Regions from separate parts of the Mus musculus genome. Here region 2 is linked to region 1. A link is a loop called in an ENCODE intact Hi-C map of the cell type or tissue named here. Cell type or tissue: heart. All regions are shown on one strand. Links, peaks and the distances in the headings refer to the core of each region. The heading gives the core; the rest is flanking DNA.

Region 1 (5,391 bases), core at 333-5,332:
AGAGGGGCCCTAAGCACATGGCCAGGAGATGTGGACCCTGAGGACAGGCTGATGAAACAGAAATAACCTGGGAAAGACTCGAACAGCAAGGAACAAGGTGCATATGGCTGGGATGTAGGTTAGGATAGCTCAAAACCTGCCCAAACTAGGCTTCCAGCTTGTAGATAAAATACCAAGATTTTGTGTCTTTTGTATGGACGAGCTAGAATAAATAAATCATTTATAAGGATCATCACCAATCAAAGCAAGTGTGATGAGAAAGGAAAGAGGCCTTATTCAACACATGCATAGCTTATTCTGACTTCACTACTTTCTTTTCTTTTCTTTTTTCTATTCAATCTGTATTTTTTTAGAGAATTTTTTGGTATTTTTTAATAATTTTTTAAATTTTAAACTCCAGATTTTATTCCCCTTCTGATCTACCCTCTGACTGTTCCACATCCAATACCTTCTCCCAGCCCCGTTGTCTCCATGAGGATACTCCCAATCCCCATCCCACCAGACCTCTAAATTCCCTGGGACACAAGTCTCTTGAGGGTTAGGTGTATCTTTCCTGACTAAACCCAGACCTGGTAGTCCTCTGCTCTATATGTGTTGGAGGCTTCATATCAGCTGATATATGCTGCCTGTTTGGTGGTCCAGTATATGAGAGATCTCAAGGGTCTAGGTTAATTGAGACTGCTGGTCCTCCTACAGGGTCTCCCTCCTCCTCATCGTCTTCCAGCTTTCCCCTAATTCAACCACAGAGGTCAGCAGCTTCTGTCCATTGGTTGGTTGTAAATATCTGCTTCTGACTCTTTCAGCTGCTGCTTGTTGGGTCTTTCAAAGGACAGTCATGATAGGTTCCTTTTTGTGAGCGCACCATAGCTTCAGTGATAGCGTGAGGCCTTGGGACCTCCCCTTGAGCTGGATCCCACTTTGGACCTGTCGCTGGACCTTCTTTTCCTCGGGCTTCTCTCCATTCTAACCAAAACAAATCATTTTCGGGAAGCTGCCTGGCTCCTTGTGTATTCACAAGGATATATGTGCCCCGAAAGCTTCATAGAGCTGGAGCCAAGTTCGGTTCTTTCCATCATCACTCTTTGTACGGGATTTTATGAAAATCAGGTGTGTAATACAAAGAGTCTAAGAAAATCTGTTGGAGCTCTACTCAACTTCTGAAGTTCTGGCAGTTAAAACTGTTAAATGCACTTAGCTGCAGGCAATATCGGATTCGTCCATCTACTGCTGTAGCCTGAGCAAACTAATGGCACAGCCTCCAAGTCCAGCTCTTTTCTGATTTTTATAAAGTTTGGCTAGATACAAGTCATGCACACTTCTTACATTGTATCTGCAGCTGGCTGCTTCAAACTAGAACGACTTGAGGTATGTCTTCATTGATATGTCAGCATTGACACAGAGTCGATGCCACCTCTAAAACTTGAATAATTTATCATCTGATTCAGAATGTTGTTGACCTTAGAGTACCATTAGAGTATTCTGGATAAAGTCCTGGTGGGATCCAGACAGCACATCCTCTTATTCTGCATCTCAGTCTGTGGGGATGGAATGGCCATTTCACCTGGGTAGCCTAAGACCATCGGAAAACACAGAGACTTACATTACAATTCATACCAGTAGCAAAGTTACAATTATGGAGAAGTAACACAGATAGTTTTATGGTTGGAGCGTCACCACAACATGAGGAACTATATTGAAGGGTTACAGTATTAGGAAGGATGAGAACCACTGCTCTTGGTTAGTGCTGAACCTACCTTGAAATTGAAAGTCAGGAAATTCATAGTTTCCTTTAACTAGCTTTATCATTCAGATCTCCATACCCAAAGAAAACTTCCAATGAAATAGTAAGACATTTAACTCACCTTGTCTTTTAGGCAATAATGTCTGGAAATAGAGCAAATAGCTCACCTGACAAAAGCAAATATTTACTTGACTAGTTCCCATTCACAGACAAGATCAGACTATGAGCTCAGCAATTTAAGGTACACCCCCTAGAAATACACATGGCATATTTAAATGATATATATTTATGGTCAGCTATCTTAAGACCTTAGGATTCTCAATGCATCTTTCTCATTCTAGCATGTAGCACAATATATAGTGTGCTATGTGAACACACATTGGAATATTTGCCTGAACAGACAAGATTGAAGTTATGCAAAGATATAGACCTTTGCTTGAGTTATTGAACAGATTACAAATGAATTTTTCCTTTCCAAAAGAAGTGGGGGGAATCACTTCACAGGATTTTTTTTCCTTAATGCTCCTGCAAAGATCAAGTGTTTGCTATGGGCATACTCTGCACAACTCCCATTGTTTTTGTTATATAATGGTGTTTCTTCCAAGATTCATGCTAAGTCCTAGCAGCCAACATCCAGACAATGTACAAGTTGAGCAGAATCAAAGAAGTGAAGGGCAGTTAGGATTTCCACCATATAGTCCTCACCCTAGGAATCCTTAACTTGGTTGGATGAAGGGTGTAGCAATTAAAGATGGACCCATCTAGATGAAAGCAGTAATTAATGTATCATCAAGGCACTCTTTGGGAACATGAAAACACCATGAACCATGTGCCTAGTCAAAATCAATCTTCCAGTTATGTGTCTCCGCTTAAATGCAATGATAATTTTGGAGGGAGGGTTACCATTTGAAATACTACTGAGATGAATCACAGGGAATTTGTGGATGTCATTCTGCATTGCCCATTGCAAAAATCTTTTCCCCTGGAGAAGTGAGCCAGCTTAAGAGAAACCCCTAATAAGAAGAAACTAAGCAATAGCGTCCTCTGCCACTGGAAGTGAAGAGAATATGGACCTGGAGTGAGGGAGAGGGGGGAAGGATAATTTGGTTGCACATAAATACTGTGAAGGGAAAAAGGACAGGCATCTATTTTTAAGCCTGTGTCCTGGGAAACTATATTCCCTGTGCTTAAAGCCAAGAGCCTTCTTACACAATAAATAATTCAGAAACCCCACAACGAGTGCCTGGCTAGGACACCTACTTCCTGCAAGCTGCCTTTTCAGCTAATCTTGGAAAAGGCCATGGATCGACCTGCAGCTCAGACGGAATCTCTGCTTTCCACCTAAGGATTAGGAGCAAGGCCCTCAGCCAGAGGACATTAGGCGGAAACCAATACAATCCTGACATTGTTGGGGCTATTTATAGCTTATTGTTTCAAGAATTTGGAAATGACTGGAGTCCTTGTGGCAAACTTGAGATCTCATGTATGAATTTGGCAGGCTCTTTTCCTGGAGCAGAATTCAAAAACAAACTCAAGATACCGTGCACTATTGAAGGGAAATAAGACAACCCCAAACTCCCTTCTTTTTGCCCTTCTGGGTCTCTCAAGTTCCTTCCCTGACATTCACCTCAAATGACTTTAGTGAAAAAGTCAGTAGGTTTGAAGTTCTCACAAATCCCAACTTTTTCAGGGCAAAAATGCAAGGAAGCAAGATGCTCAAATGCTTGCTGTTCAGTTGATCACTGAATTTAGTGTGATCTGTGCAATGCTAAGAGATTCACATGTATTGATGCAAGTCAATGGCTAACATGCAAATTACAACTTTGGTGGAAACCCCAAGATGCCATTGAATGCTAATTTATGACTCCATGGAAAGGCACTATGTACCAAGGCAATCAAGGCTACATTGTTAAAGGATGGAATGTCTGGTGTTTGTTTGTTTGTTTCTTGTCTCCTCAGACCCCAATTTGTGGTCCTTCTGAGCTCTTGTAGAATATATATAGTCAGTTAAAAACTCCCATAAAGGCAGTAAGAAAGGTGGAGAAATGTATTCCTCAAGGGAAGAAGAAGGAGGAGGAGGAGGAGAAAAGAAGAAGGGATAAAGAAGAAAGAAGAAGGGGCAAGGGGAGGGGAAGGAGAAGAAGAGAAAGAAAAGAAAAAGGCATTTTTGTGTGAATGGCAATTTTTTCTTTCTTTCTTTCTTTTTAATTTCTGCAAAATTTTAAAACTCCTCAAGGTTACTGACATATGCAGGTGAATAGCAACATGTTATTTCATTATTTGCTGGGCTAGAGAAAGAAATGAGATAAAATTCTTTGGGGCCTTGAAAATTGTATGTCCCATTGAAAAGCCTCTATAAATCTGTCAAGTAAACAGCAGGTGTCCCTACCCTTTGCTCTCACTCCTCTGCATGCGACCTCAGAAAGAGCAAGCAGGAAACGTCCTTGTCTACTGATATTTCCTCGGGCTGCCAAATGCTTATTTGCCCCAAGGGGCATTTCTGGGGTCTGCAAGGGAAAATATTTCAACTATTATGGCTGTCAAACCAGATGGCTTGGACACAGGTATTAGGTCTAATGACAAAATGGGAACCGGTCGCTTTGATCAAGTCAGTTTTTATTACTGGGAACACTGACAGGTGAACCAGGCTGCTGACTGGAACTGCACTGAAAGTTGGGATGGAGAAAAGTAAAGTTTTAAAATCATCTCTTTACAAATAAGGGCATCTAGCTACTAGTTTTTCTAGATAAGCTGTGGTCTTTGATCTAGAGCAAATGCCTCATGGTTATGGAGGTCATGGTTCAGCAAAAAGTAGAATGCCTGGACGTTGGTTGTGATATTCACCTACCTTCTTTAAAACCAGTGTGTTTGGAAAAAGATAGAAGGTGTTATGACACAGAGAAATTAGCTGTTAAATATAAAGAGATACGTTCTTTGAATGGGCTTTTCAAAACCTAGAATAGATATGATGATTCAGTGTTACAGCCTCCTTGTCTTCCAGGTTCTGTTGCCCAATGTATCTATTAGTTCTGTTATACCTCCCATGATTCTTAAAATCCTGCTTTGTTCTCCTATTAATGCAGGTTACATCTCCATAGCGCCTTTTATCTCCTAGCATATTGCAAACATCAATTAGCTGAGCTACCCATCACCCCTATGTGGGTAGAAATACCCTATTATCCTAATTTGAAAGCTGGGAGAAAGAGGTTAAGTGAGGTAAGGTGACTTGCTAGTCGGTGGCAGAGGCTGAAATGGTCTTGAAGCTTGATATTTGGTCATATACATTAACTAGCAGGTGGTGCTAACAACTAACATGAGAACTTCTAGGGTTGGTCTTTGTAACACTTGGGGATATAAGTAGTAAGGTCTATTGCATAAAGTCCTCCAGTTTTCACATTATTCCACTTGTGCTTCTAAAAATAAAGTTCCTTTGAGAAACCTAAAGAGTGCCTTTCAACTTAGCAACTAAAACAAATATCTTAGAAACTAAACGTATTTTGTTATTCTAGGTAAAGCTATTGTCCAAAGCCTGGATCAGGAAGAAATGGCTGCTCCCCCCACCCCAAAAGGCCATATAAAATGAAATTAACCTTTGATAGTAACAAAAGTAACCATTCACTGAGCACCTGAGCTCATACAGTCTTGGAAAG
Region 2 (5,391 bases), core at 94-5,093, 150 kb before region 1:
ATCTTATTAAGACTCACCTTCTACAAGCGGGAAAAAAAACCACAATGAACTCAATGCGGAAATAACTAAAATGCAGTAAAGTGTAACGATGGGTGAATATATAAGACACGTCAACAGGAAGATGTCAATACAGTCTGTATAACAAACTGGTTTTGGATATCAGGCTCTGTGCTAAATACACATGGTGTTAACTGCTTTGATCTTCAAAAATTCCTTGGATGGGTGTGGTTTCGCCTCTGTAATACAAGTGAGGAGACTCTGCTAGTTGCTGAGGTCCATACATGCAAAAAGCTAAGAAGCTCTGGCATCTCCTCAGGGGACTTGGGTTCTTAGGCATGCCATAGGATGTCATCTGAAAACGCAATCTTTCTCCTGGGGAGGAATTTCCAGAAAGCCAACTGGAAGGACAGGAGTAAAGCAGGAATCAGACACTTTGTCCCATAAATGACCAGAGAATAGTAAGGTTTTTTCATTGGGGTCTTTATAACAACTCAGCTGTCATAGGAAAAAAGCAATACATGGACGATGGGCAAATGAGCATGATCTATTCTAAAACGCTGCATTCATAGCCCCTGACATTTGCATTTGGTTTCATCCTCACATGTTACAATCTATTATTCCTTTACACTAATTTTAACGTTAAAAAGGGAAAGCGGTTTTTAGATAGCAAGAGCATACGTTAATGGTCAAAGCTTCGAATTTCAATCGTCGCTATAGTTTGCTGTCCTCTGTTCACAAACTACAGAGTCTGTGCCCCGATGAAAGGCAGCGTGGCAGTTCTGCAGGCAGTCCAAGGCATTGTAAGCAAAGGAAGTAGCAGTTGGCAGAGACATAAGTAGGTGACCGAACAGGACTGCTTTGAAGAGCCATAAACAGAGCCATTGGCATTTAGGGCTGGAGGGGGGTGGAAACACAGGCAAAGGAACAGAAGATTCCTGCGAGCCCATGCTGGGAATTTGACCTTCACTGTGTGGGCAGTTGTGTGTGTGTGGGGGGCGGGGGAGTCACTGTGGAATTTGTGGTTTACATTTTGAAAGTGTCTCTCTAGTAGCAAGGTGAGAAACTGACAAAAGTCACTCTAAAGAGATGGAAGGAAAGGCAGGAAAGCACTTAACAGCTCCAGCTAACACTTACCAACTCCAGTAGTTGAGCCAAAGGCCATGTGAATGGGCTGAGTCATCTGTCCTGTCTTCCCCCTACCCATCATGTCCTTTCTAGACTCAGTACCATTTCAGATGATATTTCTGTCTCTGGAATTCCTTTCCTTCTTTCGTCACTTAAACCCTTCTACCCTTCTGAGTTCCATTCTGTCGTCCCGTCTCTAAGAAAACCTGTGCTATAAGTCGTCTTACACAGGAGGACTTAGCTTCCTTAATAATCGTACTTGGGACATTGGCTACAAGTAGTTCTGCTGTGCCAGACCATAAAGCCACGTGCCTACCATATTACCTATGGCTGCAGTATTTACATTAGAGAGAAGCTCAGTCAATAAGCAGAGAGGGCATGAGGTCAGAAGGGGATAGTTACCACACAGAAACTGACTGGGATCACTTGACTGAACGGTTGACAAAGAGAGAGACCACTCACAAAGGGGATTTCCTAGATTTGCCTCAAAATATTGAGTGGGACAAACAGAGAGAATGCAAGACAGAGATCAGTTTTGAAGCAGTTGTGGAAATGACTTTGATCATGTCATGTCTCCCAAATGATACTTGAGGAGGTTCATCAGTAGACTGGTATCTGTTTCCCACCACGAGAACACAAGTCCTGACACTGGCAGACGCAACAGCACACATTCATAACTTGACCTCCTGCTTTGAACTCTTTCCAGGAAGCACGTGCCCCAAGAGTCAGAATTCCCTTCCAGAAATACCCTTTTCCTTGTGTGTTCTGCCTGCTTCCAATACTGAAGAAAACATCTGTGCTCTCCACTTAAACCGCTAGCCTAGCCGCTTTTTGCTAATTCACCACTTTTCCCATAGCCCCTGACTTCCCGCCATGAATATTCTCTGATCCAAATAGCACCTCATTTTTCGTTCATTTCCACTGTTTTGTTCCTTTTCTACATGCTTTTCTACCCTGCTTCCCGTTTTCTTTTTTGGCATGCCCAAAGCTCATCTTCCTGTAGAAGCCAATTTAATGTCCATCTCTTCCTCAGTACTTCCTGAGGCCTAGTACATAATCCTTTGTCCCCTTCCTTGAATTGTCTTAACCCGCATGGACCTGTTGCTCTGATAATAATACTTCCTTCTGCTCTGGGGATGTAGCTCAGTCACAGGCCTTACATAAGGAGCCCATAGATTTGATCCCTAGGATTACGGTATCATAGCATGTGGGCTTTATAAAATATTATACCCAGAACCATTGTTTTACAATTATGAATTATTGACTGAGCTAAAAGTAAGTTTCAAACTCTTTGTACTTTAAAATATACAAATAACCAATTTGAAAGGGCTATTGCATGACTAATAAGAAATCACATGTGTTTGTGCTACTCACCTCATATTATTATCATCATTAGTATTTGTGTTTCTAGAAAATTTCCTCTAGTCACATTACCACCTCAGTAGCAATAGGTCTTTTTTTTTTCTCACACATAGATTTTTATCTGGAAATTGTTTTATCTTGTGGCTTGATTCCACTTGCTAGGGTGTGTGTGTGTGTGTGTGTGTGTGTGTGTGTGTGTATTCCACATCCTTTCAGAAGAGTCATCTAAAAGCCAATGACCCTGGTTTTTATTTAATCAGAAGTCAAGTAAAAATATATTGAGCATATAAATCACTTGAAATTCCATATTATCCAGTAAAAGTTGAAGATACATTGCCCTGCCTGTAAAGATTTAATGTTTGGCAAGGAAGCCCTAAACATGTGGCATAGAAAAGAAAATGAGCTGAATCTTGATTTGGAAAAACCCTACTTGTGGCTACCAGATCCGTGGGCTTAGGTTTGTCATTCAGTGGTGAGGTCCAGGGGGTTGTTTATATCAGGAAGTAATAAGATTTACTCTGAACAGATTTGGGAGAAAGATTAACATGCGTGATCTGAGAGAATGGGAGGAGGTTGGGGGTTAAAAGCTTAAGCCAGGATGCTCAGGAAGATGAGGAAAAGAAGAGGCGGTGAGAACCTAGTCAAAACTAGAGGTGATTACCAAAGACTTATTAGTTGGTAATGTAATTAAAATATATTTTTTATAATTAATTTTTGAGAACTTTATGCATAATTACTGAATTTACTTGATTTACAACCCTCCCTCTTCCTATTACAACTCCTTCTGTGTTCCTCTCTCTCAAACTTACCACCTCTTCTTTAATTATATGTGTATGTATATATTATATATGATGTGTATATCTATTATATATATATGTGTGTGTATGTATATGTATATGTATATGTATATGTATATGTATATGTATATGTATATGTATATGTATATGTATATGTATATGTATATGTATATGTATATGTATATGTATATGTATATGTATATGATGTATAACCTGCTGAGTCCATTTAATGTTTCTTATACGTATTTGTTTAGGGCTAACCTCTGGGGATTGGGTAACTCATCAAAGACTCATGCATAGAAAAGTTTGATTCTCCCTCTGTTAGTAACCATTAATCACTTATAATTCTTTCTGTAAGGGTAAGGATTTGAGACATTTCCCCAGACACCCTGGCACACGAAGTGATGCCATTGCACAAGTTTTGTTTCTGTGACTTTCTCTCTGAGATTTCATGGTCAGCTTCCCTGCCACATATGGAAGACACTATCCCACAGCCAACTTTCTGGTCTTCTGGCGTTTACGATTCTTTGTCCCTGTCTTTTGCAATATTCTCTGACTGGGAAGTGTAGGGGTTGGGCTGTGGATGTATTACTTGGGGTTGGGCACCCCATGGTCAGTTCTTCTCTGCCTTCTGACCAGTTGTGGATTTCTGGGGTGGTCTTCACCTGTGGTAAAAGGAAACATCTTTGCTGGGAGATGAGTGCTATAATTATGGTTGTTATAAGGACCAAAATCTGGAGTGCAGTTAGAAATTATACTGGTTCAGGAAAATGGCAGCAGTGGGCTCTCCTCTAGGGTCTGTGACCACCCTAGCCATGAGGAGTTAATTTGCAGTAACCATGGAAACTAGGGAAGTTAAAAAGTGACCATGAGGGTCAGGTAGGAGTGGGTGAGGGGTGGGGGTTGGTGGAAGGGTGTGTGTGTGTGGGAGTTCTACAGAGGGAGATAGAACATAAATGTCACCAGATTGGAAATGAGAAAAATGGGGGCAGAAAATTTGATTGGGATGGGAGAAAGAAGGTAGCACAAAGGGAAAGAAAGGAAAGAGAGATAAAGAACAAAAAGACATTTAAGAGAGACATGGGGAAACATTTTCTATTTACTTAGAATACATTAGATATAACTAATATATATATTTATATTTTATATTTATACTTATATGTTTTATTTGCACATGTATATATTAACATGTACAATTTATATATAAACAATGTATATTAATAGTTTATGTTTGTATTATGTTTTATTTATACATGTATACATTAACATATATAATTTATACATAAATAATATATAATATATAAATATGCGTACATTTAAATGAAGGTATATCATTTGGCATCTGGGGTGATAATGCTTCCCACAAGAGCCTTAGACTATCTAGCGAAACACTCAGTGCGAGACATGGGAAACATGCCTTTGAGTTGTTGGTCACAGGAGTAAAAAAGACTCTTGGGAAAGATATGTTATTGCGTGGATCTCAGAGAGCTCGCATAAAACAGCATGAATTCTAGGACACATGCGCATTGTAAGACTTGTAGAAAACCAAGAGAAGGAACAGCACAGGCAAGCTGAGGAGTGACATCATGACGAGATGTCCCTGGTAGCTGTGTGCCTCCTGTCCTCACAGGAATTCCAAGGAAGGGGCAAAGTCTGAGAGTAGCTTTTCTATTAGTGCTTCTGGCTCCCAGAGAGATACTTGTAATTCTATTTGCCTTCTTAATATACCATTTGTCTTACTACTAACATCCTCGGCATACCTTGAATATATATGGACTGTCTAAACACAACAACTGCCAGAAAGCATCTTTATTTATAAATTCAATTTAACGGTAACACATCAAAGATTTCTTGATGGATTTCACTTTTCCCTCACACCATGGGTCTGCCTTCTTAAATTTTGAAAAACATTCTTTCTCTTCTGTGACAACCTGAGAAACAGCGCCACCTTGGTTGAAAGTGTATTGCCCTTACACCCTTGCCTAGGGTCCCTTGTTCTTATGTGTGTTGATTTAACCTGGCACATTGCCTACACTCTCTGTGATTCTGCCCTATCGTATCACAAACTATAAGGCAGCTGAGCTGGAAGGCTAAACCTCTCAGGGCT

What was found. Peaks named below come from ENCODE experiments on the same cell type or tissue, not always from the same donor. Only the 100,000 strongest peaks of a DNase experiment are listed, where the experiment ranks them.
Region 2: a loop joins it to region 1, with 6 times the contacts of the local background. A loop is called at or near these places in 3 of 42 quality-filtered maps.

The regions. Positions count from the first base shown.
Region 1 is chr10:99,684,887-99,690,277 of GRCm38, reverse strand. The region is part of intron 4 of Gm35101 (a long non-coding RNA gene); the gene reads right to left. Among named protein-coding and RNA genes, the nearest start is that of Gm35101, 27 kb to the right of the region's middle. In heart, for the core only: a CTCF peak has its summit at 3,195; a DNase peak (open chromatin) is centred at 3,047.
Region 2 is chr10:99,837,165-99,842,555 of GRCm38, reverse strand. No RefSeq gene overlaps it. Among named protein-coding and RNA genes, the nearest start is that of Gm35437, 63 kb to the left of the region's middle. In heart, for the core only: no CTCF peak of the experiment used is centred there; DNase peaks (open chromatin) are centred at 1,845 and 2,185.